Linked DNA regions of Mus musculus: all the other regions are linked to region 1. The links are chromatin loops, found by intact Hi-C in ENCODE. Cell type or tissue: heart. All regions are shown on one strand. Each heading gives the region's core, and the rest is flanking DNA. Links, peaks and the distances in the headings are about the cores only. Region 1 holds the start of Cep162 (centrosomal protein 162). Region 2 holds the start of Zfp949 (zinc finger protein 949). Region 3 holds the start of Ube2cbp (ubiquitin-conjugating enzyme E2C binding protein).

Region 1 (6,182 bases), core at 858-5,857:
CAGTACAGGGGAACGCCAGGGCCAAAAAGGGGGAGTGGGTGGGTAGGGGAGTGGGGGGTGGGTATGGGGGACTTTTGGGATAGCATTGGAAATGTAAATGAGGAAAATACCTAATTAAAAAAAAAAAAAAAACCTCGAAGAGAACGCTTATGAGAACCTGAAACCCAGGGGGGAAATGACTCCCCCAAAGAGTGATAGCAAGTGGGATCCAAATCAACTGAGGACTGTCCGCTTTCCACTGCTGCATGCAGCCATCCAACTAGGAAGATACGAGGGCTGCCATCTAAACCTCTGAATTATCATCAGTCTGAATGTCCGGTATCTCTATCACTTTCCAGTCAGTCTTTAAACATACTACCTCATTGAAACATTCCATTTCTTGCTCCTGAACCCCAGTTTCTTTGTCTACATACAGGGATAGAACCACTGACCATTCCGTGTTATGGCAAAGATGAGAAAGACAAAGGATGAGTATCCGCCCTTCCAATCAAGATTTTCTTCACCGCTTTGCAGGTTATTATCATCCAACGGAACCAAATCCCTGGCCCTCAGATAGTAAAGACAATGAGAATCAAGGCCTTCATAAAGGAATACATGGTTGGTGGGAATAACAGAGCATACGACTAGCCAATTTCATGTGTAGGCAAATATTGAGAAGAGATTCACATACATCCACACTCACACTTGCGTGATTATTAAGAGCAACATTATTCATGACTGTCCAAAATGGAAGGATCCCAAATGCTGTCAACTGACAACATATAAGCATTATATCCACAAAATGGCAAACCACTCTCTGAAAACACCATGCTAAGTAAAAGAAGCCAGACTTCAGAGACCACACATCCTAAATGGTTCCATTTCTATGAATATCTGCAACAGCCAAACTTGGAGACAAAGCAGTAAGGGATAACCCAAGGCTGGAAGGACAAAGAGCCAAGAGTAATGGTTAAAGGATAAGGGTTTCCTTTTAGGAATGATACAGGCATTCTGCAACTGACTATGGTGAAGGTTATATAATTCTAAAACAGTTGTCATACAAACTTTAAGTGGGTGAACTGAATGGTTTATGAATTGTAACTGAAGAAAATTAACTTTAAAAAAAAATTAGGTTGAACCACTCCCTTATAACCAGAAATTGAGCAAAATATTTGTTCAACATGGTTCTCTTTCTCTCTCTCTCCGTCCCTTTCCCTCTCCCTCTCTCTCTCTCTGTGTGTGTGTGTGTGTGTGTGTGCATGTGTTTGTGTTTGCATGTGAGCGCGTGCACACATGCACCTTGGAGGGAATGCTGCATTCACTGGGACCGCTGGGTAGACTGGGTGAGAAGATGGCATTGAGCTAACAGGCAGCAGCATTTGAAATGAGTCGAACTGAGGACGGCTGGATAATTCTGTAGGTGCAGGTAGAAGGGATGAGCTGATGGGGTGGTTTATGTTTTCAGAAGAAAGCACTCAAGGATGGATCTTACAAGATGAATTTACAATAAATATTACAATAAATACAGCTTGAGCTTACCTCCTTCATAAACCGTTCAAATTCTTCATCAAGGTCTACTTTGAAATAGTGAGCCATGGTTAGTAATTTTCACGTCACAAAGCAAGTATCTTAAAATTATTCACAGCATTGGAAACACTAAATGACAGAAACAGATGGAAAAATAAACACCTCTGGAGGAAAACAATCATTAAACATCATTAAAACAACACTACTTTAAACTTCAACTTCTCAAGACAGTTTTATATATGTACACACATATATATGATGTAACTTGACAGTTATATTGCAATTACGAGACACCATTGGAGGTCTAATTCATTGAAGCTAACTGACTTGGGAAAGTAGCTTATGAAGTATGTCTTCTCAAGGTTGATCATTACATTTCATCCAGTCGCTAAGAGGTGGGCTCCAGGATCTTTTCCACTGTATATGTATTTGTCTCTGCTAATACCTCTCAGAATCCAGGTCCTCACAGAGAATATTAAAAAAAAAAAAATTAAAAGAGCAGGAGTGGAAAGACTAATATTTTTTCTTGTAAAGCACAGTATACAGGTTGTGCTTCCGGATTCACGTATTTTCAAATTAAGGGTTTTGCAAAATAGACTTTCTATAATCAGGATTTTTTTCCAGACATAAACTAAGTGAATTTATAAGACTCAGAATATAATAAAGAATTTAGTGGTGCATCCCAGAGATTTCTACACTTAGGAGACAGACAGCTCTTTAGTTGGGAGGTTAGCCTGAGTTACAAGCCTGAATTTCAGGTTAGTCTGAGCTATATAGTGCAATCCTGTCTTAAAACATCCCCAACGAGCACAGAATACCCTTGGAAGTTAATGACACACATTAACTACTATTTATGTTTCTCTTGAAGCAAAGGCAGGCTAAAAGAAACAATGCCGCGAGCACCTTTAATGGGATCTAGTCAAGTTGTCTCAAAGCTGGACTTCAGCTAGGAGAGGCCATCTTCAGATCTGTCCTAAACCTTTGGATTTAACTCTTTAGGGCAACACGAACAAACGCTAGTTTTCTTTTCTAAGGGACGGCAGCAGGTTTGCCCACCATCTTTCAGTGGAATACTTAGTGCTTTTATTTGCATTTTCGACTAAGAGGTCTTAGGGTCAGGATGAGGAGTTGGACAAACAGGTTAGTCAGAGGCAAACCCCACGAAAGGGCCCTCAGCTCAGTCCAGGCTGCAGGAAGCGCAGATTTGGGGGCTAGCTCGAAGCAAAGACTTGGAGTCCCGACAGAGGAGCGGAGTAATGCGCAAAACAAAGTTCGGAGACCCTGCCTGAGGTACAACCTGGAAACAACAACAGGGTCGCAGACAGCCACAACGCCTCACCTACCTGCTCCTGGGAGCCCGCGCTCTCCCGGAAAGTCCCGGCGAGCGGGCTGTTGTCAGGGCAACAGACCCCTACAGGCGGGCTCCCGGGTGTCACGTGATCCTGCCTGCCACGTGACCCAGGGAGCAGCCAGACAAGCTGTCAGTCTTCTGGTGACTCTCAAATAAAGATTGGAACCTTCACGGCTCTGCAGGATGTGGCGGCCGTAAGGGACGTGGGCGCGGCAGCAGTGTGCACATCCCGCTTTCTCTTACTCCCGGAAATCCCGAGCTCAGCTAGCCGGCCGGGAAGACCCAGGCGCAAGCGCACCATCTAGAGCCAGCGCGTGGCTTTCTGGGAGTTGTAGTTTAGTCCCTTTGTGCTCGTCCTTCCGCAGCGAGCTGCTCTTCTTTCCAGCCTTTCCCACCCTTTTCATTTGAAGGCTACTGTCCAGGTTGAAAGTTTTAAAAACGGTGTAAGAGGGTTGATTTCCTTCAAGTAATAAGCCTTGTGTGGGTGTTATGAGAAAAGTACAAATGCATTAGAAATAATTCCGGTGTTAGAAGAGATGTCCGCCACCCAGTGGACAAGCATTTGAAAATACACAATACCAAGATTCTCAGTGAGAGCCTTGCACTAGTTCAGCAGCTCTGGTTTTTCTGGTATCCTGCTTTTCAAAGCTCTCTTCTGCAGTGGTTTGCTTGAGTTTTTATTTTATTTTACTTTTTTACCCGCTCTCTCTCTCCTCTTTCTTTCGCTCTCTGGATACGTATACACAGGCACACCAAATCAGAAGACAACATTTTGGAATGAAAGTAAAATCTTCAAACAGTAAAGGTCTTTGCCTCTGGTATACATAGTTCTGTACCTCCTTTCTGGCCTGAACTTTTCACTCAACAATGCATATTGACATCTGAGTGTGTACAAGCCAGAAACTATCCGATTAAAATGCAATAATAGAGACCTGTTTTAAGCTACCATTTTAAGCTTGGTGAGAGCATTATGTACATTATTTAAATTTTACAATTTACAAGTCAACTTAATTCAGCTTATGGCTTTTCTTTTAGTACATACTGAATTGAGCACATTCCATGCCCTATAGACGTGGGTTCCGTGAAGCAGACAAGTAGCCCAGACAACTGTTAAAGGAGTGCGGCAAGAAGAGCTATGGTGGCTAGTCATGTACACAAGCTGAGAAAGTTGGGGGATTTTTTTCCACTTGAGGTCTCATTTCAGTCTCACTCACCATAGTTATTTTTTACCATCAACTTGTTAGGGTCCAAGATCTTGGGAGAATGATACCCTAAACTAAGTAGTATGCAAAAGCAAAGAATGTTTATTCAGCAGAATTTCCTGCAAGGAGGGGTCTCCTCATTCAGGAATGGACACATGTAGTGAGTGGGCTTGCAGGCCTAGCTTTTATATTTGTCAGTTAGGGGAATTCCAGGGAGGAATTTGTGCCATTTTGCCTTGATTGGTTAGCTCTATCTCTAGAAGTTTGACTGATTCTACAATTGGTTAGGGCTCTGGAGACTTCCCAGGTTTGGGGTGGGGAGGGATCTCTTATCCATTCTAGATACCTATTCTTACTTCAGGCCAGATGACAAGGTGTCCACAGATTGGCTGCCTGTGGCTTGGTTTGCTGACCACAGGTTCCTGGACTTAGGGTCTCATTTCTGGGAAACAGAAAGTTAGGCCTCGTCTCCCAAACTGTTAGTTTATTTTCACCTTATCCATCTTTCGTTAGATTTTCCAATTCAGCTTTACCCGCACCAGACTACTAAAACAATTCTTGGTGGGGGTTGCTAATTTTCTCATAGGGTGTTGCAAGATTGTAGAAAACAAATTTCTATGACATAACCTTAGTTAATATGAAAACCCTATTTGTGCTTGTTCTAGATTTCCCTTTGAGCTCTAGTGTTCTCTTACGCGCGTTTGCGACCGGCCAGGAAAGACGCAACAAGCCAGAATCTTCTGCGGCAAAGCTTTATTGCTTACTCAGGAGCAAGAGAGGAAGAGCGCGGCAGAGAGAGGCAGAGAGGAAGAGAGAGAGAGACGCAGAGAGAGGCAGAGAGAGGGGCAGAGAGAGAGAGGCAGAGAGCAGAGGAAGAGAGCAGAGGAAAAGACGAAGAGAAAGAGACAAAGAGACGAAGAGACGAAGAGAGGGAGTGCCAGAACCCCGTCCCTTTTAAGGAGAATTATCCTCCACCTAGGACGTGTCACTCCCTGATTGGCTGCAGCCCATCGGCCTAGTTGTCATCACGAGAAAGGCAGAGCACATGGCGGGAAAACTGCCCCTGCACATGTGCAGATTATTTACTACTTAGAACACAGCTGTCAGCGCCATCTTATAATGGCAAATGTGAGTGCGGCTCCCCACAGTGTTCTATGTATGATAACCTAATTCATATATATTCACATAATACCCTAGAAACATCTCTCTGTAGACCAAGCTGGCCTCCAACTCAGAGATCCATATGCCTCTACCTCTTCAGTGCATGCACTATGCCCACCACACACTAGAGCCATCTCTAAAGTAATAGAAGCCTTGCGTTTTTGCTTGTGTGTATGCATGTGTGTGAGAACACCTGAGTGTGCATGTATATGGAGGTCATAGGTTGACGATTGGATGTCTTCTTCAACTGTTTTCTACCTAATCCATTAAGGCAAGGTCTCTCACTAGAGCCCAGCGCTTACGATTGACTAGTCTAGCTATCCAGCTTGCTCTGAGGATCCCCTGTCTCTGCCCTGAATGCTCTGATTACAGCCATCTATTACTCCCCACCTAGCTTTTACATAGTGCTGTGGATCTTAACTCTGGTCCTCATTCTTGCACCACAAACACGTTACCCACTGAGCCATTCCTTTCAGCCACAGAAGCCTTGATTTTATTCTTTTCATATACTTATTTCTCTAATTCTCATGTGACATAGCAATTACTTGACATAAATCTTGCAGTTTTCTCTTCCCTATATGTACTCAATCATGCCAAACTACCTTTGAAATGTGTCTTCCTTCAATTCACTTCTCTAAATCTTAAGTGCTGATGTTTTGACCCACAACATTATTTCCTGAACTACTTCCCTAACCTCCTGCTTTTTCACTTGTTCCCCCTAGCATACTGTCTATACAATGACATTGTCTATATAAGAGGTCATTATTTGACAACATAAACTAGGTTAGTTCATTATTTAGGATCCTTCAAAGAATTCTTGCTAGATCAGGCATAGCGGTAGAAGAGACCATGTGACACAGTTGCTACCCCTGGAGCAGAGCCGGCAGGATGTGGGGCTCCTGGAGTGCTGATGGTTGCTGTAGGTGTAAGGTTTGTTTGCATAATAATAATATATATATATT
Region 2 (6,182 bases), core at 721-5,720, 1.3 Mb after region 1:
AAATGATGTCTGAATACATGTATTTTGGTTAGTAATTTACAGTGTCTCATGGAGTCCAAAGGATATGGATGGATATCTCTCTATCTCTATCTATCTATCTATCTATCTATCTATCTATCTATCTATCTATCTATCACTTCTATTTCTTTGGGTTCATTATAGTCACAATTGGCTAGGAATAGTTTTTAAAAAGCTATGTTAAAAACAAAACAAAACAAAACAAGGTAGAAGCCCCCTTACTCTGTCGACATGAAGATCAGTACTCAGTCTTACAGCGGAAGAGATTTAGATTTATCTAAAATGGTCATGGAGTGCCCTCTTTTGGTGAAGCTTCCAGAGAATAAACTGTAGGAATGTTTTATTGAGATCAGCAGTACCACATCAGTACAGCTGGGGGATGTGGCTCTGTGGTATTGTGCTGCTCTCTTGACTAACATGCATGAAATCCTTGGTCCATTTCTCAACAGTGGCAAAAGACAGTAATGTACTTTTAGGTGTCAAAGGTTCATACAGGGTCCAGGGCCTGGTGGGTACCCAAGCTTGACAACCTTGAGACTGTACTAATTGTAGTATGAGCTCATTAGCACAGGGGGAAATTTCCTAAACAGAACTCCAATGGCTCAGGCTCTAAGATCAAGAATTGATAAATGGGACCTCATAAAACTGGAAAGCTTTGGTAAGGCAAAGGGCATAGTCTATAAGACAAATTGGCAACCTACTGATTGGGGAAAAAAAAACCGTCACTAACCCCACATCCGACAGAGGGCTAATATCCAAAATATATAAAGAACTCAAGAAGTTAACCACCAAAAAAACTAAACAACCCAATCAAAAAACAGGGTATAGCACTAAAATGAAAGACAGGCGTGGTGGCACACGCCTTTAATCCCAGCACTAGGGAGGCAGAGGCAGGCGAATTTCTGAGTTTGAGGCTAGCCTGGTCTACAAAGTGAGTTCCAGGACAGCCAGGGCTACACAGAGAAACTCTGTCTCGACACCCCCCCCCCAAAAAAAGAGAACTAAACCGAGAATTCACAACTGAGGAATCTCAAATGGCTGAGAAACACCTAAAGAAACGTTCAAAGTCCTTAGTGATCAGAGAAATACAAATCAAAACGACCCTGATATTCCACCTTACAGCAGTCATAATGGCTAAGATCAAAACCTCAGGTGACAACACATGTTGGAGAAGATGTGGAGAAAGAGGAACACTCCTCCATTGCTGGTGGGATTGCAAACTGGTACAACCAACCACTCTGGAAATCAATCTGGAGGGTCCTCACAAAAATGGAAATAGATCTACCTGAAGACCCAGCAATACCACTCTTGGGAATATACCCAAAAAGATGCCCCACCATGCTACAGGGCACGTGTTCCACTATGTTCATAGCAGCCTTATTTGTGATAGCCAGAAGCTGGAAACAACCTAGATGTCCCACGACAGAAGAATAGATACAGAAAATGTGGCTCATGTACACAATGGAACACTACTCAGCTATTAAGAATGAGGACATCCTGACTTTTGCAGGCAAATGGATGGAACTAGAAAATATCATCCTGTGTGAGGTAACCCAGACTCAGACGGACATGCATGGTGTGTACTCTATGTACTCACTAATATGTGGATATTAGCCAACAAAACAAAAACAAAAAAACCCCAAAACCAACATACAGAATACATAAGATACAGTCCCACAGAATTCAAAAGGCTCAACAAGCTGAAGTGCCCAACTGAGGATACCTCAGTTCCACTTGGGAAAGAGAAGAAAGCAATCACAAGTGAGGAGGGAGGGAGAGACTTGGGAGGGAAAGTGGATTGGGTGGTGGGGCAGTGGGGGCTAGAGAGGAACCTGATTTGGTATTGGGTGAGGGAAAAGGACTGAAGCCCTGAGGGCCTGCAGAAAGAATTTCATATCTTTCTTGTTCATATTCAGTTTCAAAATTTTTTTCTTCCAGATATCTTTTCTTCTTTTACCTAAATCCACATTTTTATCTTTTATTAATTATTTAATTTTCTTTTTTTTTTTTTGTTTCCTGAAACTGGGTTTCTCTGTGTAGCCTAGGTGTCCTGGGTGTCTTGTTCTATAGACCAGGTTGGCCTTAAATTCAGAGATCAGCCTACCCCTGTTTTCCGAGTGCTGGGATTAAAGGCATGTATTACTACTGCGAGTCTTTAAGATTTTAGACATGTTTATTTCATTAGTTTAATTGTGTAATTGTTTTGTGTGTATGCATATTTGTGTACTATATGTGTGTTGTGCCTGCAGAAGTCAGAAGATGGCACTGGGGCCGGGCGTGGTGGCTCACGCCTTTAATCCCAGCACTCGGGAGGCAGAGGCAGGCAGATTTCTGAGTTCGAGGCCAGCCTGGTCTACAAAGTGAGTTCCAGGACAGCGAGGGCTACACAGAGAAACCCTGTCTCAAAAACAAAAACAAACAAACAAACAAACAAACAAACAAAAAAAAAGAAGATGGCACTGGGTCCCCTGGGACTGGAGTTGAGGATGGTTGGTTGTATCACATGCATTATGGCAATTGAACCCCAGGTCTTCGGTGAGGGAAGCCAGTGTTCTTAATCACTAAGCCCTTTCTCTTGCACCAGTTATTAATTGTTTAACATAAGTGTAATTGACATAATACTTTAGAATGGAACCCATTGACCTTTGAAACACAGACACCTCCTCTAGTGAGACCTTCAGCGTGGGAACATAGCGAAGCACAGCTCAGGTGACTTCCTTGGTGGAAGGCTTCCTCCTTCCTGGGAATCCGTCTGTATTCAGAGTAGGAAAGGAGCACCTTTGCTACCCATTTAAGCAGTGTTCAGCCTCCATTTCACTCTGGTGTTGTTAGAGCCATCAGCATAATTACGGAGGACCATATTAGTGTGAATTATTCATACCATCCGTTATAGCTTCAAGCCCTCTGGGACCCTTCCTTTCCTTAAAAGTTCTGGTACAAAATGGTTTAGTAATGCAGGACATTCTATGTTTGATTTGATTTCAGATGGTTTTCCATGCTCCTGAAAACTATGTACAGACACATGTATACAAGGAGCTTGTCACAAGAGGGCACCCCTGCAGCATTCTCTATAAAGTGAATGCCGTTCTGGGTATTAATTCCAGAGGAATGATCATAGAGATGCAGTTTGGACCCACAGAATGAATTAGAAGCTCAATAGACAGTTATTATCGGACAGCATGGGGAGTTCTGTTCATGAAAATTTATTAGTATCATAAGAGGATGTTCATTTATTTAGGGTTTTGGAAATAGGATTTCTCTGTGCAGCTCTGAGTAGTTCTGGAACTCACTGTGTAGATCAGGCTGGCCTGGAACTCAGAGGTCTGATAGCTATGCCTGGCTATAAAAGGATTTTTATAGGTTATACAAAATTCAAATTATTATTTCTGTTTGTGATTTATTCAAGAGCTTCTTTAGCTTAGAGTTCAATTTCCTGCAGAGCACGGTGGTACACACCTTTAACCCAACACTCAGGAGGCAGAGGTTGGCAGATTTCTGTGAGGTAAAACCAGTTTGATACATGCAATGAGTTCTAGGATATCCAGGGCTATATAGAGAAACCCTGTCTCAGGCAAAAAGATAAAAATAAAACTTAATTACCATTTTATTAACACCATATTCAGGGCTACAGTCATCTCAAGCTCCACTTGAGCCGGATCTTAGTTTCCAAGACTATTCCCATGGCGCCCTCTACAGCCCAATCTGCAAAATGGCATTTGGCTTCCTTCAGGCCAAATGATAAAGAGGAAGAAAGAATGCACAAATAGAGGCTACAGGTACAGTTTCTGTATAAGACAGTCCTCCAAATGACACTTCATTATTTTATTTGTTAGGAGTAAGTTATTCAGAGCCAGGCCTGGTGGTGCATACCTTTAATCTCAGCACTTGGAATGTAGAAGACAAGCAGATTCCTGTAGGTTTGAAGCCTTTATGTCTTTCACTCTACAAATAGAAACATTTTCACGGAACTTTATTGAGATTATAGTGATATTTAGTTTATGTTGAAAAATTCATCTTAATAATGTGTAATGTATCAACTCTGGGCAGGGATTGTTTAAATTTATTTAGATTTTGTTTGACTCCTGAGTATGTCTCCCCCCCCCCCCCCCTTTTTTTTTTGAGACAGATTTTACTGTGTCGTTCTGGCTGTCCTGGAATTCACTATTCTGTTGACCAGGCTGGCCTCAAACGCTTTTTTTTTTTTCCTGACTCTGGAGTGCTGGGATTAAAGGCATGCGCCACCACATTCAGTTTGAATTTGTTCATTTTTGAAGATTTAAAAAAATTATCTCGCCAGGCAGTGGGGGCGCACGCCTTTAATCCCAGCACTCGAGAGGCAGAGGCAGGCGGATTTCTGAGTTTGAGGCCAGCCTGGTCTACAGAGTGAGTTCCAGGACAGCCAGGACTACACAGAGAAATCCCGACTCAAAAAAACAAAACAAAACACATTTCAATTTTAGTAAGTGATTTTTTTCATTTCAAATTCAAATTATTTCTAAGCATTATTGGCAACACACAACATAACTTTTGTCTCTTGTCAATTCATATAGTTTGTGGTTTCTTCCTATTACAATGGAAGTCCAACATGTTGGTTCGATTTCAAAATGAACTTGAAAATTACTGTGTGCTGTACCAGAATGCTCAATTTGACGATACACTAGTGATGTAAATGGTTCATAGGATTTAAGAAACACGAAGCGTTCAGCTTCCTGCAGTGCTCTGTACAGCCAGAAGAGAGCCCCAGACCTTAGTAGGCTCTGAGACCTTAGCATAGCTGACTCCTGGACAAAAATACTATTCAGGCTGTAAAACTCAGCATGTAGACAGCGCCATCTGCCAAAACTATAACAAAAACCTAATCCATCAAAGTCCATAGTTACGGGAAAGTCTCTAAATGTACTAACCTTGCCTTCTGGCTTCTGAAGTTCTGCGTCTGGCTAATTGTTCTGAACTGAAATATATCAATCTGGGACATGGATTTTGTGGGGCTTCTCTGATCTCCTGAACATCAAGGGTAGTTGCAGTCTGGATAATAAGACTTTTTATTGGCTTAAACCCATGTTTAGTAGTCTTCTCTGGTGACTACCCTACAAAAGATATCACACCGATTTTCTAAGGCTCCACGTCTCCCACAGAGATATTTGGTCTGATTCTAGGATGAACACACTGAAGCTTCCTTCTCAGGTTCTATACTACTTTGGGATACTTGGGGTTCACATGAGAGAAAGGTGAAGGAATTTCATATCGCGATTATCAGATAGGTACTTGATCTGAATCTTGGTAATTCGATAGTGGACCCGGTGGAAAAATGTCCTTCTATACTTACCATAGTTTCCCAGAGGCTCATGGGTAATGTAGTCCCTAACATACAAGGCCCTCCCACACAGGAGCAGGTAAACAGCTCTGACATTTGGCTGGTAGGCATCTCTGTGTCCTGCGCTCTCTTGGCAGCTACCGCATAGAAAGTCGCATCCAGGCTCTGTGCTGACGCCTTTGCTCAGGCTGTGCGTTTCTTGCAGGGTTTCTGAAGGCGGGTGGGAAAGACGAAAAGAGGAGAGTGGTCTCGGAACCTTCGGGAAGCGGGACCCGTGCCTTCTACTTCAGTGGAAACAGAAACATAGGTGGGTCTTGGAGGAGGGACTGAGTCGCAGTTCGAGGGCGGACCGCAGCGGCTCAGGGGAAGGTGACTGTGAGACCCATCGTTCCCAGTCGGAACAGTCGGCCTGAACAGGGCTTTAATGGTTGCTTTATCCGAAGACTGCGCTAGGAGTATTTGGATCTGTGATTCCATCAGTCCAAAAGGGCCAACACGGACGCTCTGCCAAGGAGGTGAGAGCCCAAGATGGCGACTTGGGGGTGAGGGCGGTTCATGTCTGTGGATTGTCAGGGCCGGGAAGCCTCCTGTGTGAGCTCACATTCCAGTAAAGAATCTTGCTACCTGCTTGGCATCCATTTTTTGGGAGAGTTGGGGTGGAGAAAGATCGTTAATCTGAGACCGGATTACAAAACTGGGAATTTTCACACGACCCAGAAATCCCAAACTGCGAGCCTGGGAAAATTGTAAGTTGATACCACGGTGCTGGAGCCGGAAGGGGGAGGTCTGTGACCCACACATCTGTAAGAAAGAGGGTGGTTTTTATCCCAATGAATTGGCCTGAAATTCC
Region 3 (6,182 bases), core at 683-5,682, 790 kb before region 1:
ACTCCAGAAAATCAAATAACCCCATTAAAAAATGGGGCCCAGAGCTGAACAAAGAATTCTCACGTGAGGAATACTGAATGGCAGAGAAGCACCTGAAAAAATGTTCAACATCCTTAATCATCAGGGAAATGCAAATCAAAACAACACTGAGATTCCACTTCACTCCAGTCAGAATGGCAAAGATCAAAAACTCAGGTGACAGCAGATGCTGGTGAGGATGTGGAGAAAGGGGAACACTCCTCCATTGTTGGTGGGATTGCAAGCTTGTACAACCACTCTGGAAATCAGTCTGGCGGTTCCTCAGAAAATTGGACATAGTACTACCGGAGGATCCCGCAATACCTCTCCTGGGCATATATCCAGAAGATGTCCCGACCGGTAAGAAGAACACATGCTCCACTATGTTCATAGCAGCCTTGTTTATAATAGCCAGGAGCTGGAAAGAACCCAGATGCCCCTCAACAGAGGAATGGATACAGAAAATGTGGTACATTTACACAATGGAATACTACTCAGCTATTAAAAAAATGAATTTATGAAATTCCTAGGCAAATGGATGGACCTGGAGGGTATCATCCTGAGTGAAGTAACCCAATCACAAAGGAACTTGCACAATATGTACTCACTGATAAGTGGATATTAGCCCAGAAACTTAGGATTCCCAAGATATAAGATACAACTTGCCAAACGCATGAAATTCAAGAAGAACGAAGACCAAAGTGTGGACACTTTACCCTTTCTTAGAAATGGGAACAAAATACCCATAGAAGGAGTTACAGAGACAAAATTTGGAGCTGTGACGAAAGGATGGACCATCTAGTGATTGCCATATGCAGGGATCCATCCCATAATCAGCTTCCAAATGCTGACACCATTGCATACACTAGCAAGATTTCACTGAAAGGACCCAGATATAGCTGTCTCTTGTGAGACTATGCCGGGGCCTAGCAAACACAGAAGTGGATGATCACAGTCAGCTATTGGATGGGTCACACGGCCCCTAATGGAGGAGCTAGAGAAATTACCCAAGGAGCTAAAGGGAACTGCAACCCTATAGGTGGAACAACAATATGAACTAACCAGTACCCGGGAGCTCTTGTCTTTAGCTGCATATGTATCAAAAGATGGCCTAGTCGGCCATCACTGCAAAGAGAGGCCTATTGGACTTGCAAACTTTATATGCCCCAGTACAGGGGAACGCCAGGGCCAAAAAGGGGGAGTGGGTGTGTAGGGGATTGGGGAGGTGGGTATGGGGGACCTTTGGGATAGCATTGAAAATGTAAATGAGGAAAATACCTAATTAAAAAAAAAAGAAAAAAAGAAAAAAAAAAAGAAAAGATTTGTAAATTTAGAAGAAGAAAAAAAGAAACGGGAAAGAAATACTCATTTAAGCTACCACAGAGATGAAATATGAATCTCAAAGCCTTGTTGGATGTTCCCAGCCCTGTGAAAGCACAGGCAAGCAGGCAGATCTATGAGTTCAAGGTCAGACTGGTTACATAGTAAACCACACCAGCCATGAATACATTATTAGGCCCTGTCTTACAAAACAAAACAACAAAAACATGTTGGGAAAGGCAGATTGAAACATCAATTTCAAAACATCAGTTGGCTATGTCAGCTTGACATACGTCGGGAATTAATTAAAACCCCAACATGGAGGGCACATGGTGAGGGATTTTTTTACTTAATTGGAAGTAGGAAGACTCACTTCCTACCTTTGAGGTAGGAAGACATTCCTTTATCCGGATCTTTTGAGCTGGGAAGAGCCACCTCAAATATAAGCCACAACTTCTGTGGGAAGAGGACATGGAAGAAAGAAGCTCTTTGCTTGCTTGCCCTCCCTCTCACTGTCATTAGGAAGTGCACTGAAGACCAGCTGAGACACACAGCCTCACGGACTGAGCAAACACTGGATTTTTGGACTCAACATTCATTCATAGCCACTGTTGGACTGGCTGGACTGCAAGCTGTTAAGTCGTTCTAATAAATCCTCTTTCTATTTATAGACAGATTCATTCAATCAATTCAGTTACTCTAGAGGACCCTGACTAATACACATGTCAACACAGTTCGAGAAACAGGGATATTGTGTAGATTGGTTGAATGGGACCAGACCATGGTTCTCTTAGTAGGATAAGGGACTGAGCTGTGTTAGAAGTCAACAGTCAAAAGATCAGAGAGACAAACAGGCAGTCTAGCAAAGTAGGTTTCTCACAGAGTTTGTTTGGTACGAGGGATTAGGCAGCTGTATTTGGTAATGTGTGTATTCTTAATTACCAAACACAGTGGACAGAAATTGTGGATATTGATCTCACTCCTCCCCACCCTTCATCCCCATACTGGGGAGTATTCAAGATCTGTACAAGCTACACAAATGAATTGTACTGAGCCTAGACTCAATCCCAATCTTAAAACTGAAGAAATCCAGGTAATTCTGCCCATGTGAGAAAGGTAGGATTTGAGTTCAGTCCTCAGGCCGCATGCAAAACTGCCACTTTAGCTACTTGTCAGATTTTAGGAAAAAAGGCGAAGCTAAGGAAAAAAAAAAATACAACTGTGCTGCTCTGTAGTACATTTTCACATCTATTTGATACATTTGTCACTAAGAACTAGGCAAAACCCACGAAGAGATCACAAACCATTAAAATTGCTGACCATTAGCAAAAAGGAGCATTTTACCCCCTAAAAGTTTCTTGTTTGTGTAGTAAATATGAAATTTAAAGTTCGCAGACAGGCTGGGGAGATGGTTCAGCGGCTAAAATGCTCGCCAGGGCAACCCATCTCGCCCCGCGCACGCGCACATTGTCCCGCGCACGCGCCTACTGCCCGGCGCGCTCGCTCCCTCGGTCCCGCGCATCCGCGCTCCTGTGCCACGCACACGCGCACCAGGCTCCGGGCCGCGCGCCTGGCCCATGCACGCGGTCCCGCGCACCGGTGCTCCCTCCCTTACCCCAGGATTAGCAGCGCACTCTGCAGCCGTCTCCGCACTTCCAGGAACACGCGCGTTTCCGCCGCAGCCACCGCCATGGCCGACTCAGGGACCCACGCGGGACCGAGCCCACAGTTACTAGAACCCGGACAGGGTGGGAGCACGTGCGGCCGTAGCAGGCGGCTGGCTCCCAGGCCAAGGTAGCGCGAAGGGATCCGGCGGCGGCCGTCTGTCGGCTAGAGCGCCACCTACCGGGAAGAGAGCGCACTGCCGAGGCGCCGACCTTGCCCCAGTGGCCGCTCTAGTAGGACAGGTGCGACCCAGAGAGCAGAGCTGACCTCCACTGGAAGGATGTTGGATGGGCTTGACTATGACTACGAGCATTTCTTTCCCTGAAATGAACAGAAAGCTCAGTTTGGGCCAGGGGAAGCTCTTCTCTGGATAGTTGAGTAGGATGAGGTAGATAATGGAGCAGAAGCTGTACAGGTGGTACTTCCCATAGGTCCAGAGCCCCAAAGCCCACTTTATCGGAGTCTCCTTTATTTGAACTAGAACAGTTTATTAGCTTCCGTATGATGTATCCAAAAATATCCACAATTGATTGGCCATTACATTTCGCGCTAGATATGGTACTTCCAAGACTGAAACAGTTGCAAAAACCAGTGTAACCACTAAAAGACTGGTGGACTTGTATCTTGACTGACCATTCATGTAACTTTTGAGAAGCTAAAAGGAAATGAGTAATTTCTGATATACATTCCCACTATACTGCAGAAATAAAAGAAGTCATAACTTAATTGCTCCTACAAGATACATTTCGAAAGTTTGATGCAGTAAAAGATCTAGTGTGGTATAAACAAATATATCAGGCCATAGGATTTCAGTTGGACACCTTTTAAGAATGGAAAGCTGTTATTTAAAACATAGCTTGTATAATGGGGATTGTCTTAGTTAAGGTTGCTTTTGCTGTGATGAAGCAACAGTACCAAAGGCATTTGGGGAGGAAAGCATGTGTTCAGCTTACACTTCTATACCACTGTTCATCATTGAGGGATGTCAGGACAGGAACCCAAACAGGGCAGAAACCGAGAGGGGGAGCTGATGCAGAAGCTATGGGAGGGTGAGTTTACTGGCTTGCTCCCATGGTTTCACTGAACCTGCTTCCCCATAGAACCGAGGATCACCGACCCAGGCAGGGATAGCACCACCCAACATAGGCTAGGCCCTCCTAGGTCAATCACTATTTTAAAAAACGAGTTACAGTTAGGTCTTATGGAAGCATTTTCTCAATTGAGGTTCCCTCCTTTCAGAAGACTCTATCTTGTGTCAAGTTGACATAAAACTAGCCAGGACTGAAATCCTGTTTATTGATGTTCCATTTCATAATTTCATAGTTATAATTATCTGACATTGAACAAACTGGAAGCATTTCTAAATAGGTTTAATCCAAAGAGGATGGCGTATATCTGCAACCCCAGCATTTAGGAGACTGAGGCAGGATTGCTGAAAGTTCAAGGTCAGTTTGGGCTATGTGAGTACAGGGCCGTCTAGAGCTATGTGGCAAGACTGTCTCAAAACAAAAACTGGTCTTAAGTATACTGAAAATGTGATTTCAGATAACTTTTCTAATATCAACCTTTGAGGTGTTTTAAAGTTTATCATGTTGCTATATAAATTCCTGTTTCATTCCAACAATTTGAGATCATAAGAGGGAATAATAGCTTTAAAAAGTAAAAGCTTTGGGATGGAGGGTTGGCTTTGTGGTTAAGAGCACTTGGTTGCTGTTTCACAGGACTGGGAAGCTAGGTTTATAGCACTCATAATTGCTTGCAACTTCAGAGCATCTGACCTCTTTTTCTGGGCTCCATGCATGCACACACATACCTGTGGCACTCCCATATAAAATATAAGTAAATAATTTTTGAAAAAAAGCAAAGGTAACTACTATTTGGTGGCAACTCATTTATTTGAAGGACAATTGTTCTCTTATACTTTTAACACAGAATATTACTTAAATTTTGGCAATACTTAATATTGACACCTAGCAAAATACACAGCGTCCTCAGATTAGCGTGCTCCTCATATATGGTTTAAAACTAGAACACGCAAAAACACTTGTAAAGACAACAACCCTTTCGAATACGCGTTTGAAAGACGGCTAGATACAAAAAAAAGTGCTAAACTGGCTCTCGGTTTCACACAAACTGTGCCTGAAATGACGCGCATAAAGTGCTGGTGGATCCAGATGATCGTACTTAAATAATACTTCAAAACTGTTTTCAATTCCCCCATTCCATCAAAATGATGGTTCGCTGGCTCCTTGCTCACACCTTTCCCGCCTTCCCTCCGCCGTCTCTCCGGTCGCCCGCACGAGGGCGCTGTGGCGCCGGCTAGCCGTGGCCGCCGAGCAGCGGACGGGGACGGGGGCGGGGACGGAGGCCGCCGACGTCGACGCCGGCGTGGGCGCGCGCGGTGCACGCTGGTAGCTGTCACTAGGCCCTGGGCTGGCGGCCTTCGTGCGGCTGCCGCGGTTGCCAAGAGAGCGGCGCCAGCGGGGAGCAGCAGAGCCCGCGGCAGGTAACAGCGTCCCCGCCCCCGGCGCGGTCGCGCGGCGAGACGCGGCACGGTTCGGGCGAGCGTCTCCGGGCTTGGCCTGCGGTGGTGGCGTCGGGGTGTCACCGCCCGGCCCCCACCTGAGCCCGCCTCTGGGTGGAGGGAAACGGGCCCTGACCTGCCCGGGGCGAGCGGTGGGACCCGGGGCCTGTCCGCCCGTGGCCTTCGGCGGGCAGAGCCGGCACGGGGCTGAGGGGTGGTGTCACCTGGGCGCGGGTGCCCGGCGCCTTTGTTGGAGGCTTCCCGGCACCCCGTTGCCTCGCCAGCCCGGTGGGTCCCTTTTAGGATCGAGGCGACACCGAGGCCCGCCGATGTGCCGGTGCAGAGGGTTGGGAAGCAGAGCCAAGTTCACCAAGAGGAAGCCGAGCTAGCACACGGAAGTTGTTAACAGTCCTCACCTTTGATTTCCAAGGCTTTGAAAGTTGCCCCATCGCTGTACTTAACCTCACCCTCATCCTGTTGAGGAGGGAATAGCACGCAACTGTACTTTCTCCTCCCCAAGCAAATTGTGTCTTGTTAATTCTTATATTATCTCGGAGTTCTGTGGAGTTGAAGAAAACTCAGATTTAGAGATTGTAGTCAACAAACACATTTTTTTTTCTTCTCTTTTTTTTTTTTTTTTTTTTTTGATCGGAAA

The links. A loop is a pair of places that touch in the nucleus more often than their neighbours do. Peaks named below come from ENCODE experiments on the same cell type or tissue, not always from the same donor. Only the 100,000 strongest peaks of a DNase experiment are listed, where the experiment ranks them.
Region 2: a loop joins it to region 1, with 3 times the contacts of the local background. A loop is called at or near these places in 3 of 42 quality-filtered maps.
Region 3: it touches region 1 in a loop (14-fold over the local background); 3 of 42 quality-filtered maps call a loop at or near these places.

Annotation. Positions count from the first base shown.
Region 1 is chr9:87,252,414-87,258,595 of GRCm38, forward strand. It overlaps Cep162 (centrosomal protein 162), which reads right to left and starts at 3,119. Exons shown (of 27, transcript NM_199316.2): 1 at 2,850-3,119; 2 at 1,519-1,635. The coding sequence starts at 1,575. In heart, for the core only: a CTCF peak has its summit at 3,388 (motif pointing left); a DNase peak (open chromatin) is centred at 3,028; H3K4me3 peaks cover 1,534 bases; H3K27ac peaks cover 1,281 bases.
Region 2 is chr9:88,542,662-88,548,843 of GRCm38, forward strand. Zfp949 (zinc finger protein 949) reads left to right here and starts at 5,359. Exons shown (of 6, transcript NM_001142943.1): 1 at 5,359-5,847. In heart, for the core only: CTCF peaks have their summits at 3,046 (motif pointing right), 3,716 (motif pointing left) and 4,749; a DNase peak (open chromatin) is centred at 5,510; H3K4me3 peaks cover 1,037 bases; H3K27ac peaks cover 720 bases.
Region 3 is chr9:86,461,788-86,467,969 of GRCm38, forward strand. It overlaps Ube2cbp (ubiquitin-conjugating enzyme E2C binding protein), which reads right to left and starts at 3,129. Exons shown (of 10, transcript NM_027394.2): 1 at 2,954-3,129. The coding sequence starts at 3,030. It overlaps Dop1a (DOP1 leucine zipper like protein A), which reads left to right and starts at 5,367. Exons shown (of 39, transcript NM_177208.3): 1 at 5,367-5,509. In heart, for the core only: a CTCF peak has its summit at 5,298; DNase peaks (open chromatin) are centred at 2,934 and 5,504; H3K4me3 peaks cover 1,598 bases; H3K27ac peaks cover 1,381 bases; H3K27me3 peaks cover 294 bases.